Regions from separate parts of the Homo sapiens genome. Here region 2 is linked to region 1. Evidence: chromatin contacts called from ENCODE Hi-C or POLR2A ChIA-PET data. All regions are on one chromosome and are shown on one strand. The core of a region is the stretch at or near the end of the contact, and the rest is flanking DNA. Distances in the headings are between cores, read along the strand shown. Region 1 has its middle 120 kb from the start of LINC00703. Region 2 has its middle 110 kb from the start of LINC00705.

The links. Hi-C counts contacts between places; a loop is a spot of excess contacts on that map. ChIA-PET counts read pairs that join two places held with the same protein, here RNA polymerase II (POLR2A). Pooled maps may share reads with other maps.
Region 2: a loop to region 1 is called in a map of ascending aorta, with 2.1 times the contacts of the local background. The contact joins two enhancer-like sites. A Hi-C loop is called at or near these places in 4 of 168 maps with a recorded cell type or tissue (aorta, ascending aorta, endothelial cell of umbilical vein and 1 more) and 4 of 50 pooled maps. POLR2A ChIA-PET finds 5 or more read pairs at or near these places in 3 of 52 experiments (A673, MCF 10A and activated T-cell).

What each region holds. Positions count from the first base shown.
Region 1 is chr10:4,496,235-4,503,074 of GRCh38, forward strand. No RefSeq gene overlaps it. Among named protein-coding and RNA genes, the nearest start is that of LINC00703, 120 kb to the left of the region's middle. Within about 2 kb of position 2,902, at least 3 of the 41 ENCODE cell types and tissues checked have a DNase peak (open chromatin) inside an H3K27ac peak, as active enhancers do; they include ascending aorta, where a contact is called at or near this core.
Region 2 is chr10:4,539,024-4,546,109 of GRCh38, forward strand. No RefSeq gene overlaps it. Among named protein-coding and RNA genes, the nearest start is that of LINC00705, 110 kb to the right of the region's middle. Within about 2 kb of position 2,413, at least 7 of the 41 ENCODE cell types and tissues checked have a DNase peak (open chromatin) inside an H3K27ac peak, as active enhancers do; they include ascending aorta, where a contact is called at or near this core.

The DNA of each region.
Region 1 (6,840 bases), core at 1,652-4,151:
ACCTTACATTGATAAAAATAGCATTTCCCATGTCCCATTTTGATAGTGGATACTGGCATTACTGTCTTTGCTTTTTTAGGAAGATAATTCTGACACCGAGGGGGCAGTTGGACTGGAAGGTCAAGATCAGTTGTATTCTAATAAAAGAAAAAAGAAAAGTCCTAATTTGTAGTGTTTGTAGATTTCATACTGTGAATACTCCAGCTATGGTCAGTGTCTTTCTTTTTTTAAATTTTTAATTTTTGTGGGTACATAGTAGGATATTTACAGAGTACATAACATGTTTTCATACAGGCATGCAATGTGAAATAAGCACATCATGAAGCATGGAGTATCCACCCCTACAAGCATTCATCCATTGAGTTGCAAATAATCCAGTAACCATCCTTCTACTCTCTATGTCCATGAGTTCAATTATTTGGATGTTTAGCTCCCACAAATAAGTGAGAACATGTGATGTTCATCCTTCTCTGCTGCAGTTATGTCACTTAACATAATGATCTCCAGTTCTACCCATGTTGTTGCAAATGACTCAATCTCATTCTTTTTTATGGCTGAATGGTACTCCATTGTGCATATGTACCACATTTTCTTTTTTTTAGCTTTTTTTTTAGCTTTTTTTGTTTTTTTCGAAATGAAGTTTCATTCTTGTTGCCCAGGCTGGAGTGCAATGGCAGGATCTCAGCTCACTGCAACCTCTGCCTCCTGGGTTCAAGTGATTCTTCTGCCTCAGCCTCCCGAGTAGCTGGGATTACAGGCCTGCACCACCACGCCCGGCTAATTTTGTATTTTTTAGTAGACTTGGGGTTTCTCCACGTTTGTCAGGCTGGTCTTGAACTCTGGACCTCAGGTGATCTGCCTGCCTTGGCGTCCCAAAGTGCTGGGATTACAGACATGAGCCATGGCGCCTGGCCATTTTTTAACTTTTATTTTAGGCTCAGGGACACATGTGTAGGTTTGTTATATAGGTAAGCTCATGTCACAGGGAGTTGATGTACAGATTATTTCATCAGGTACTAAGCCTAGGACCCATTAGTTACTTTTTTTCTGCTCCTTTCCCTCCTCCCACCCTCTACCCTCAAGTAGGCTCCAGAGTGTGTTGTCCCTTCTTACGGTCAGTTTCAAGCTAGCACTTGTTTCACCGGCTCACAAAATTATTGAGCATTCAGCTCTGTGCTCTTGCAGGACTATCCAAGCTGGGCCCCATCCCCACTGGGAAGAGCTCTTCATCAAGAGGACAGGTAGGAAACCATGGACCAACACAAGACACTAAAGACTGGTGGCTGGAGGAGCTAATGCAATGGTGTTCAAATGCGGCAAAGCGTACGATTTGATAGACATTTTTGAGATTGAGGAAATCTGGCAACTGACAGATTTTTTTTAAAAGAGAAGTCATGGAAAAGTATCAATTTTATCACTTGAAAGGTTAACTGGATGATGGTGTCTGTGATTGCGATTCAGCAAAAAAGAGCAGACATTTGTGAAAAAGAAGAATTCAGTTACATTTCAGCACCCTAAATTGCTTAAGCACAGCTGTGGGGCTTGTCTTGGGTGAGAACACCAGGCTACGAGATGCTTTCCTATATAACCAAGGTATAGATAGGTTAACTATTCTATAGACTCATCTACCTGGGAATTTTATAAGAATTTAACAGAACACATTCAATGAAGTATGTCTGTCTTCCTACAGGTAAATTGACCCTATTCTTTATATTCTGGTTTAAAATTAAGAGTATAATTTTCCACTAACCTCCCAAAGTAGGTCTCAAAGGTGTTCCTGGGTCTTTCATCTCCCTGTTCTCAAATATTATTACTTCCTTTTATTCTGTAAGTAAAATCGTCCTGGACTTACTCTCAAGTGTAATTTTAAAAATCACTCATTTCTGCTGTGACAAGTAGCTGGGACCTGAGTACCTTCCCTAGGAATTCATTTTTTATATTTCTGCCACAGTTAACTTCTTTTAAATGTCATGATATCCATCTTTAATAAGTTGTATTATGGAGAACATGGCAAGAATGTGGCCAGAAGGATGAAGCAATTGGAAATTGAGGCACTGAGGAAGGGTTAAGACATGCAAGTTTTTGGCATGGAGAAGAGAAACCTGGAGAGGGGAACATGCGGTAGTTGTTTGTCATCAAGCACGAGGAAAGTGTCATAGGAAAGAGTCCTCAATCTGTGTGTCCCAAAAAGTAAACTCAGAAGTCACTGAGGGAGGCAATAGCAAAAATGAGTTTGGTTTTGTGCCAGGGGGACCCTCCACTGAAGCAACTCAGATGTGGATGGAGCTGCCTTGACGCTGGAGGTAGGTAGAGCACTGGAGATCACCCAAGGTGTCATTTTAAAAGGAATTCTAGCTGTTAAGAAGCGCTGGGCTGGAGGATCTTTAAAGACCTGTTAAATGGAGGATTCTACCATTCTCTGAAATGAATGTTCTCTACAAACCTATCATTCTTCCCTAGTGTTCATGTTTTTCCCAGTGACTGAGTTTTGCAAGCCAGTAACACTAAAGAAGAAACATTTATATTCTCTTTCGCAGTAGAGTTATGTTGAATAAAAGGCCTCAATGCTAACAGAGAAAATATGTGCTTTCTACTTTGGTACACACAGAGAGCTCATTAGTTCTAAATTTAGAAGTAAGCTTTAGTTTTGGAGGGACTCCAAGTTTGACTAATACATTTGACGATGTCCTTGTTAGAAAAAAAAATACCATGATGGAGAATTCTATTTTTCTAGGTTGGTATGTGTGGATGGAGAGGGAAAAACACATGCTCTTTTCTATGCGCTAATTCCATCTGTTCACAATTATTGAGTAGGTGTGCCAATTGAATGATGCTCAGTACACAGTAGGTAGGCAACGGGTGCTTTTAGTCTGACAGTATTTATAGTTCCTACTTGGCAGAGGTAAATCACTTAGCTAATTCTCAGAGCGTCTTGATTTAAACCAACTGCTCTATTTTTCTCCAGGGCAAGCTGCCTGGTAATGAGACACTGGTCAACCACAAGGCGTCATTTTGTTTCAGCAAAGTCTATTGAGCACCGATTAGGTGTAAGTAAACAAAGATAAACATAAGGAAATTAAAAAATAAGTAAGCAAAGGTAACCAAGATGCTGCATTTAAGAATCTGCTCTCAAGGAACTTGGTCTTGGCAGAAAGACACGTTTGAATAAGTAACTTAGTATCATTATCAGTGCTCAAAAAGCCTGTTATTTAGCATAATTTTTCTCTAGGAATCTTAAAAAACCACTGTATAGATAGTTCAAAATTCTCTAAACTACCTTGCTTAAAAGCATTCAATAACTTTAAATAAAGTATTTCAGTGTAGAGTAGTACTTTACCACATATTTTTCTCTCCATGAATATCAAAATAAATAAAAATAATTTGTCAGAAGCTTTATGTATTTTAAAATTAATAATAAAAATATTAAATATCAAATATATGGGTTTAATATGTTTAAAATATTAATTTTTAATTCTATCCCCCAAAATCATGACATTGTTTCCTATATGGAATTCTAAACCACAGTGATGTTCCCGTCATAATTCATTAGGCTAGCTCTCCCTCCACCGTTGACAGCAGCAGGAGGACACCAGCAGGGAGAAGTGGCAACGTGGAATGGTCAACTACACACGTATGCCTCTGGTGCCCACTCCTGCACCCTCTGATGAGGAGAAGCTGGGTGAAATAGTGGGACAGGTGATATTTAGTTACAAGCTAAATAACCACTGGCATCACCCTAGGATGTCACCATAACATGTTTTCCTCTTCCTCATCTCTCTGACTCTCTTGTTAACTTGATTGTAAAGTGGATGGACATCCCATTAGAACTCTGATTTACAAACTAATATTGACAGAAACTTTTTTCACACTGTACTAACTCAGACACACAGGCAGTTGTGTTTTAGATGCTGTTAATTTGTTAGAAAGAGAGTTGGCAATGGTGGTGACCCTGGATCACTACACTGAAACAGGAAAAGACAAAAAAAATCTAGAGATAAGTAAAAAGAATAAATATTCATGTACACTATATTTTTTCCTAAAAAAGAAAACACTTAACAGTTTGATAGGCCTACATGGAATTGACCTTCTAATATGTGGCTAATCATCATTTAATAATACTTAGAAACTAAAAATACTAATGAATCATTGAATGTCTCTCCATCTATTCAAATCTGTAAGTTCCTTTAATACATAAAGGGTTTTTCCCTAGGGAGGCTTTTGACTTCTTTCTTTAGTCAATTCTTTAAAATGTTACAGTTTTTACCATGAATGCAAATATCTTATATACTATTTTATTTTCTAACTTTTTACTGTTAGTGAAGATAAATATTATTAGTTTTTGTAAATCGGTCGTTGTAAAGTGACCTTGATAAACTATTGTGTTTATTCTAACATTAATAATTGTTTGATTCTTTGGCTTTTCTATGTGGATGACCATATCATCTGCAAAGAATAACTATTGTAATTCTTTCTTTCCAGCATAGCAGAAGTGATTGTGAACATTTTTGTCTAGTTTCTAGTCATAAAGGAATATGTCAGAAGTTTTGCATAATGTCTAATATGACAGTTTTATGATATGTAACCAAATTAAGGGATTTCCTAAATCTTATCATGAGAAAATACCTGTCAAAACTAAATAATTGGCCTCTGAGTTCTAAGAACTGTGAGGGTCTGAGATTTTACTCTGCTTACAAGCTAAAATGTTAGCTTGCTACATTGTGATGGATGCCGGCAGAAGACGTAAGACTCCTAGGTCAGAGACAAAGACTTCATCACACACAGCAGTCACAGGAGCAAGAGAACCAGCTTTTGCGTTGGTTTCCTAAGATCATTTCCCATAAGGCAGCACAAAGAGGACCAGTAACACCTGCACATGCAGCAGGTTGCATTACCATAGAGGAACCATGAACTCAGGGAACCTGAATCTTTTATTAGGTTGATGCAAAAGGAATTGGAGTACAATGGGCAGTAAGTACGTCCAGAGCAAGAAACCCTATTTATCTTCCAAAACTATTTGCTAAACAATCATCTTTAAAATGATAATCTGGAACAAAAGTAGTCAGTGTCTTTCCTTGCAAGATATGCAGTAGCCAAAGAAATCCCAGAGAACTGTCATGCCGCAGTCAACTTCAAATTATCAAAATCAAGAAAATCAAGGAAAGTATGAGGAACTTGTCCAGACCAAAGAAGCCTAAAGAGAAATGATTAACTAAAAGCAACCTGTGATCCTGAGCTGGCTCCTTTACTATGATAAACATTGAAACAATTGGAGAAATTGGACCTGAGGGTCAGATACAGTAATGCGTCAGTGCTGACTTCCTGGCTTTGAGGATTATGAGTATTGAGGTTATGCAGGAGGATGCCCTTGCTTGTAGGAAAAAGATACTAAAGTATTTGGTGGTGATGGGCTCCCAGCTGACAACTTTATCTCAGATGGTTCAGGGTAGAAAACAGATTTTTTTTCTATCCTTTTAGTTCTTCTCTAATTTTAGGATTGTTTCAAAGTAACGTGGGATTCTGAGGCTTTGGGGAAAAGTAATGTTTTGATTAGCATATCAATGCATTTATACTTTTATTAGTTTAAGCAAGCTTCAATGTCTTCCTAAACAATTTTTATCTACATATATTAAAATGTTTATCTATGTAATTGCTGTGTTAAATATATTGTTGTATTATTTTATTTTCATTGTTTTCAATTTTGTTTTTGATGTTATTTCTCTTATTCCACTATTTGCTTCATTTATTGATATATCTGCTCTTTTTCTGAAAAGATGAGTTTTTGAGTCCCGATAAAATACATTTAGAGGTATCAGCTTAACTTTACTTCTACTTTCACTTATATTTGGACACATAGTGTTTAATTATTAGTCCATATTAAATATGCTATAATTTTTCTTTTGATTTCCTTTGATTCCAATGGTAATTTAATAACATTATTTTTTGAGTCATTTAAAAATGTTTAAGCTACTGTTTTATTTAAAACTGAGTGATGTTACTGACTTACTGGAGTTTTTTGGAAAGTTGCTTTGTGGTTATTACATGACTAATTTTTATAAATGTCCAGAAACATTTTTTTATTTGTGACCTGTAGAATTTTACATATATGCCTATTTATACAGACACAATAGTTTAAGCTTATAAATTATGTTATGTATATATTCTACATTTTTGCTTATTTATTTTTATCTTCTTAATCTATAAGCTTTTAAAGGAGGAGTATCATAAATTAGATTTGTTGTTTTTCTGCCTTTTTCTATAAGTCTCTCAGGTCTTGTAAATATTGGTATATGTATTGATGTTTAAAGTGTTTATGTCTTTAGCTCTATTTTTTTACCAATATATAATATTTTTTGTTCTTTAGCTTTCAGTGTTATTTGTTTGCTTCTATTATGTCAAATATTGGTGGATTTTAAAAATCAAATCTGATTTTTTGTTGTTATATTGAGACATATGTTTCTCACTACTTTATGTTTTGCATTGGATATTCTTTCTTATTTTTGTCTTCTTTTCAACTTTGTATTGGATACATCTTTTTCCTTTAGTTTAAAAGTCATAGGACCTATTTTTATTCTTAAGTTGTTTACCTTTAACATAAAAATTCTATTGAGGCTTAAATATCCTTAGAATTTTGTAGATATATTGTTATGTATATTTTTCCTTCATTACAAATACACTAGTGTGTTCTCATGTCAAATTTATTTCATCCACACACACATAATCCCACACCACGTGGCTATACCTAGGTTTCTTTTTCTAGCTCCTTCTGAATTGTTAGGTCGCTTCACATAGGTAGGCAGGTAAGCAGGCAGATAGATAGATGATAGATAGATAGATAGATAG
Region 2 (7,086 bases), core at 1,163-3,662, 42 kb after region 1:
ATTACTGAATCGAAACAATTTGGACTTGCCTGACACAGACAGACTCAATGTGTCCAGATAAGCAGAGGATAATGGTATCTCAGCACCTATCTACTCAATCATGTCTGACATTCACTTTTGCTTAAGCTCAGTTTTCCATGAAGTGCAATATCCTTTTACCTCATTTAATTTCAGCTCAGATCTTGTTTGTTGTTTTTTTTCTAATAATAAAGGCCATATAGGAGACAGACAAAGAAAAGAAAAGAGAAAGGATTTATTAGTCAGCTACAGTCATAATAATGTACAAAAAAATCCCCACAAAATTGGCTTATAACAATAAGCATATGTTTTTATATTGTGGGTCTTCAAGTAGAGCACTATTTGATCCAGCTCATGCCTGACTGGACAACTCTTGTCTGAGCTGCTGGTTCAAGGACTGGCTGCAAGCTATGGACCTGATTCAGATCTGCTCCACGTATGCTTGTGGTGCATTAGGACCGAAGGTGGTGTAGGACCGAAGGTGGTGTAGTATCCAATTAGGCATTTTCTTCCCATGGCACACCATCAGAGCACAAGAGCCAAGCCATACCATGCAAACGCATGTACATCCTCTGCTTATACCACATCTCCTAACGCTGCATTGGCCAAGGTAAGTTACATGGTTACACACAACAGTGGTTTGGAGAGGTATACTCTGCCCAGAGTGGAAGGTGCCAGGAATGAATATTAGCTGCACAATAACCGAAATTATCACCAAGGAAAAATGAGAGTGGAAAAACATTAAATACTCATCTTAAGTAGGTCCCGAAGCTGGCAATCAATAACAGAAAAGCAATGTCCTACCTCATTCCTTGGAAGAGATAGGAGCATGTTCATCGTTAGCTGCTAATAAAATTCTTTTGATAAAAGGAAGTACCTTTATGCCGTTTCAGGTATTATAAGATTTAAAAAGTGGAAAATCCAGTTATATTTGTTTTATCAATAGGCTTGGGGCCTCTGTGAGTTTCAAGTGGTGGTTTACATTGAGAAATGTATGATTTGATTTTATATTATCAGAAACTGATAGGATTCTATAATTTTAGAAGATGCCCAGCTACCAAAAAAAAAGTCTTATTTCATTTAGTGCGGTTGGGTTCATCTTTCCAAATTGTACAACACCTTCCGAGACTACCATAGGTCCTAACATAGATTTCTTCCCCATTCAAATTTCATTTATTCCTCATCCTCCTGTCAAATGTCATTGGCATTAGTATTTTTATATTTAAATTAGGTATTTATGAATAAGAAAGCACCATATACTCATAGTAAAGTGTTAGAAAATGTGGCATACATAAAGAAAAAATATTAGGTCATGTAATTAGTGATTTGCCACTTGTGTTTTGCTATGTTCATTTCTAGTTTTAGTTATATAGACACATACACAAACACACACACAAGCACACAATTTTTCAAAGCTTCTTGGCCCTCAGTTGGCTATTCAGCCAAAAAAATCATTTATTTCTTAAATTCTGGAATATTTTCAAGCATGTTTTTTCTTTCAATATGACTGCTTGCCCATTGTATCTATTTTCTCCTTCTGGATCTCCTAAAAGATATATATTGGGTCTTTTTGATTTTTTTCCCATGTTTCTCTAATTTCTTGTTCATTATTTCTGTTTGTTGTGCCAAAATGACTCTTTATGGCACTCATTGAAGTTTGTATTTTTGTGGTGTTACTTTAAGATTTCAAGCTGTTTTTTTTTTTTTTTTTTTGATGGAGTCTCGCTCTGTCACCAGGCTGGAACACAGTGGCACAGTCTCAGCTCACTGCAACCTCTGCCTCCCAAGTTCAAACAATTCTCCTACCTCAGCCTCCTGAGTAGCTGTGACTACAGGTGTGTGCCACCATGCCCAGCTAATTTTTGTATTTTTAGTAAATACGGGGTTTCACCATGTTGGCCAGGATGGTCTCTATCTCTTGACTTTGTGATCCACCCGCCTCAGCCTCCAAAAGTGCTGGGATTATAGGTGTGAGCCACCGTGCCAGCTCCCAGCTGGTATTTTTGTATATAGCTGTTGTTGTATTCATGGTTACTATTCTTTCCTTTACATCTTCGGATACTATGACTATTCTTGACTTAAAATCATTTTCACATTTTTCCATTGTTTCCATTCAGATATATATTCTGTACTGTTTTGGACTGTGTACTTTATTATATTAAACTCGCTAAGATATTTTATAATTTTTATTTTATGACACATATAACAGCAAAGTGTTCCCCTCCCAATGTGCTCAATTTTATTTAGGGTGATTTTAGAAGGGCCAAACTTTGCCCTCTGCAGTGCTGGTCTCTAGTCAAATTGTACCACAGAGGCTCCTCCTAGCTCTTACTCTGGGCAGTTACAGCAATATCAGATGTTCCCTGGGATCTGGAATTTCCTGGTACATTCATAGTTCCCAGTGAGTCACACCTCTCTGTATCCTTGCCCTTCTGCATTCCCTTCCAAAACTGACACAGCCCTGGCATTTGCTTTGGCAACAGGATATTAGCAAATGTGACACAAGCAGGCATTTGAAATGTGCTTGTGGATTGGGGCATGTTTTCCCTCTTGCTGCTCTTGAGCCTGACCATCATGACATGAAGCCAGCCCCAGCCTGCTGGAGACATGTAGCCCAGCAGACCAACAGCACCTTTATTAGACACAAAAATGTGGACCCCGGGTCATTCAGGCCCAGCTGGGCATCTGTAGCCAGCTGAGAGGCAACGGTGAGACCAGAGAGATCTCTACCTGAGCCTACTTCCAGCTGTCAGACACTAGGGTGTTGCTTTAAGCCACGAAGTTTGGAGTGGCTTTTAATTTGGTAACAGATAAGTGAAACACAGCTCTAACTTTGATGCCTTTATCACTCTCAGAAGCTGCCCATGGCCCTGTTAGTTCAGCCCTATTCAATGTTGATGTTCCTCTCCTGGATTCTGCTCCATGTAAGTCTTCCATTTTGAGATCTGCAGCCATCACAACAACAGGCATGCACGTGTGCTGTGTGTGTGCCTATGTATATAGGTGTGAGCATGCAGGTGTGAGCATGCAGGTGTGTGTATGCAGGTGTGAGCATGCAGGTGTGGATATTTGCTGTGGAGAAGAGCAGTTGCAGGTAGAGTTCACCTGACATCTTGACCCAGAAATAATTTCACATGTCTAAAACGAAAAAACATTATGCTCCACACAAAGTTTTTAACCCTGGTTTTTATTGTCACTTAGCATAGGTAATACAATTTGCCCCAAAGAATTGAATAGTATTAACATGGAAAGTATAATTTTCAACTTCTAGCTAATTACTTGATATGGATTAACATCTCCTTTTATTTATTATTTCTCTGTTATTGAAAGTCAAGTTTGTCTCCAAGCTTTCCTTATTAAGAACTGCCATCTGTGGGACATCTCTTTACATACACAGAGGTGCATTTGGGAAGCATTTTTTACCTTATTGACGTTAAATACTTGTTCACAGGGGTTTTCTCATGTTCCCTCCCCACCTCTGTACTCTAATGCCCTAATATTACCATAATGCCCAAAGTCACTTAGCCTTGAAAATCCCCAACTACAACTGATTTCAACACTTGATGCTTAGCATTGACTTATTTAGTCATCTTATTAATCGTCATCACTAATTTGTATACAATAAATCTTACCTGTCATATTAGAGTACAAACTTAGTGAGGGCATTGATAACGTCGTTTATACTTTCCATATTCCTTATAGTCCTTGAAGCAGCTGTATACTAACTACCAACTGTTTAACAAATATGTCATGTATCCTCTGCTTTGCACACCACTCTGGGGGGAAGAGTATTTCTCTGACTTTCATCCACTTGTCCTGCAGGTCTCCCTCACATTTTCCTACAAAGTGTTATTTGAATCCTTCAGAGATATTTTATGTTACAGATATGTTATGAGATTACAATGTAAACTACAAGCAACTTCCTCATAAGCCTTGCAATTATAGTCTTACATATTTCCTCATTTTATTCTTCTCAATTTAATGTTTAAAGCCATGCATTAACCCATGGCTTCCAAAGCATGCTCTTTGGGGGAAAATAAAATCTCGGTTTATTTATAGTTACTTACAAACTTTTCTACCATGAGTTAACTACATTTTTTTGGATTATAATAAATTTTACATAAAATATTTCAGAGAATTTAAATAAAAACATACACACTAAGCTTTGAGTAATGTATATATAATATATAAATCATAAAGAATAATATCTATAATACCATTTGTTAAGTACTTTGCCTATTAATAACATGGTAAAATTCCTATATCGTTCCTCATTATTTCAGATAAATTTGCTTTTTCTTCCTTCTTTCCCAGTCCTCCCAACTTGATCAATATTTGTAATGAAATTTAGGAATAATATCATTTATTACCAATTGGAATAATAAGCATATTTTAAAATAACATTTTCATATGCCTCATAGAAAGCATTCAGTGAAAAGTTAAATTAAACAGACATTTTGTCTTTCTTTCTTTCTAGGGAAACAGATCCCCTGAGTACTAATCCATGCAAGAAAACAAATGGAAGTAAATGTGGAAATCAAAGGGATAACTCAAGTTAAATCACCCATCCACATTTTCACTAACTATACAAACTGATGAGGTTATGCATTTAGCTAATATGCATGTAGCTAGCTACTTCTGATCAAGTTAATTTACCTGACAATCTCTTTTGTTATATTATTAAATCATGCTCACTTGCTGTGGCATAGTCTCTCCTAGTTACCACTACTTTTTTTTTATATCCCATGTATAAATATTACATTTTAATAAAAAACGCATGTCAAGAAACAAGCTCAATTCAGAGGCAACTGGGATTATCAGGAGATACAGTCATAAGTATGTTCCTGGTAACAAATCTAGTAAGGATTTTCAATCAAATCTGGCTTCTTCTACCACAGACACCTTTATTTACACAATATCTTAATTTATTACTTCAATTTACTTGCTGGTCTGTTTTATTTGTAGGCTTAGTCTAATTTTAACACTGTCAAGAATAATTCACAGAGTATCAGGTGAGTCTGCTTAGAAGAGGGAACCTACGTTAATCTTTTCTGACATTAATAGAATTGGACCTTATTAATTCTGACATGATTTATTTCATATCGTGTAAATACTAAATGCAAGCATCATGTTCTCATTGAAACAAGTGTTTTACATGCTTCATATACTGCAATTTGCAACATGAATTGAAAATGAGCCTTGAAAACCATTTGAAATGACTTAATTCTTGTCAAACTTAGAAAGATTATTACTGCCAAATGGGAAACACGAAATGCTGACAAACAGTGCTCCAGGACGTCACTGGGAAGAAAGAGAGCAAAGGCATGCACAGCCTGCGGGGCTTGCCAATATCACTCAGGCAGATATTCTTCTTACGTTAACAAAAATTATTCCCAATAGAGATACACCTGCTTAATGCATATTTATTTTTTTATTTTATGTACGGAGAACTGAAGTTCCAATACAATCATGTTTGAGTTTTGTTGTTGCTTTGTTTTGTTTTTGTTTTTTCATCAGGGAAGATATTCTCGAGTATAATTGTCAGGGACGATGCAACTTGGGTGTGCCTGGAGCGGGTAAGAAAAATGATGCAGGGACATGGATGAACCTGGAAACCATCATTCTCAGCAAACTAAAACAGGAACAGAAACACCAAACACCGCATGTTGTCACTCATAAGTGGGAGTTGAACAATGAGAACACATGGACACAAGGAGGGGAACGTCACACACCAGGGTCTGTCGGGGGGGCGTGGGGGGTGAAAGGAGGGACAGCATTAGGACAAATACCTAATGGATGCAGGGTTTAAAACCTAGATAATGGGTTGGTGGGTGCTCCAAATCTCCGTGGCACATGTATACCTATGTAACAAAACTGCACATTCTGCACATGTATCCCAGAACTTAAAGTACAATTTTTTTAAAAAGAGAATTAATTTAAAAAAAAAAAGAGAAGAAAATGAACCCACCTAATGCCTCTACTTCTGTTTACCTGAGTTGCAGTGTGTGTGTCCTATCATTTGTTAACTCATGAAAAAGTTAAGCTACGTTTTAGATTGTTTGCCTAGGTTTCTCATAATTTAGGTGAGCTTTTTAAAGAAATAGCCGAAAAGATTGGGGGAAAATTATTATTGCTCTTACTGTTAAACGGCAAAGCCAGATTTTAACTTCTCTTTTTACTAAGTTGGGCTGATGTCATCGGTCGGTTAGCCAGATGATTTAGGACAAACAGTTGGTTGACAGTCCGTTGGATAATTTTTAAAGCATGAGAATGCTAGGATTGCATTTTTAGGGGCCATGGTGTATCTACATCTAAGTTGCAGATGTGTGGAAATCCTTTGAACTACTTTCTAAGCACTATAAAATGAAAAGGAAATATTAATACTAGCTTCCTTCGAATGTAAGTGACTTGATCTCTGATGCGAAGGACTTTTTATTAAGAAACAGAAAGGATACTAGGTCTTTGTTCTTTTGAAACAAGAGCAAAGATGGCACTTCTTTTAAGCCTCAATTATTTATTTACAAGAAACATGGGGAGAATTATTAGACAAAGGTTTCAGATTTCTAGAAAAGTTTATTTTGTAGCTGTCAATTGGGGTGTGAATTACGTAGCTTAATATAGTATGTGGATAACTGGAAGAAAGTGAGAAGATTTGCTGCATTGTACATTTTATATAATATCCATTGTTAACTTGAACTAAAATACTTTATGCAAATTATTGAAACAGATAAATTCAAAATTATTTTTTGTAAATCATGGTTAACTTTAAGAAGTTTTTCTAAAATAACCATTCCATACATCAGTGGCAATTTTAATTTTCCTAAATTTGGTGGGAGTAGTAACGTTATGACGATGTAGTAATAACACCAAAAGCAGAAATAGTTCACCCGTTAAAAAAGTGATATCTGAAATTGTATTTGTACCGATGAGAGCTATTTCATTGGAAGATCAATATTTTAAACCTTAAACACATTTCCAGGACTCACGGAAACCGAACAGCACATCAAATGCCAGGAAGGTGCAGTGATTTCCCAGGGCTACGCACCTGAATCTAAAACCCAGATCTCG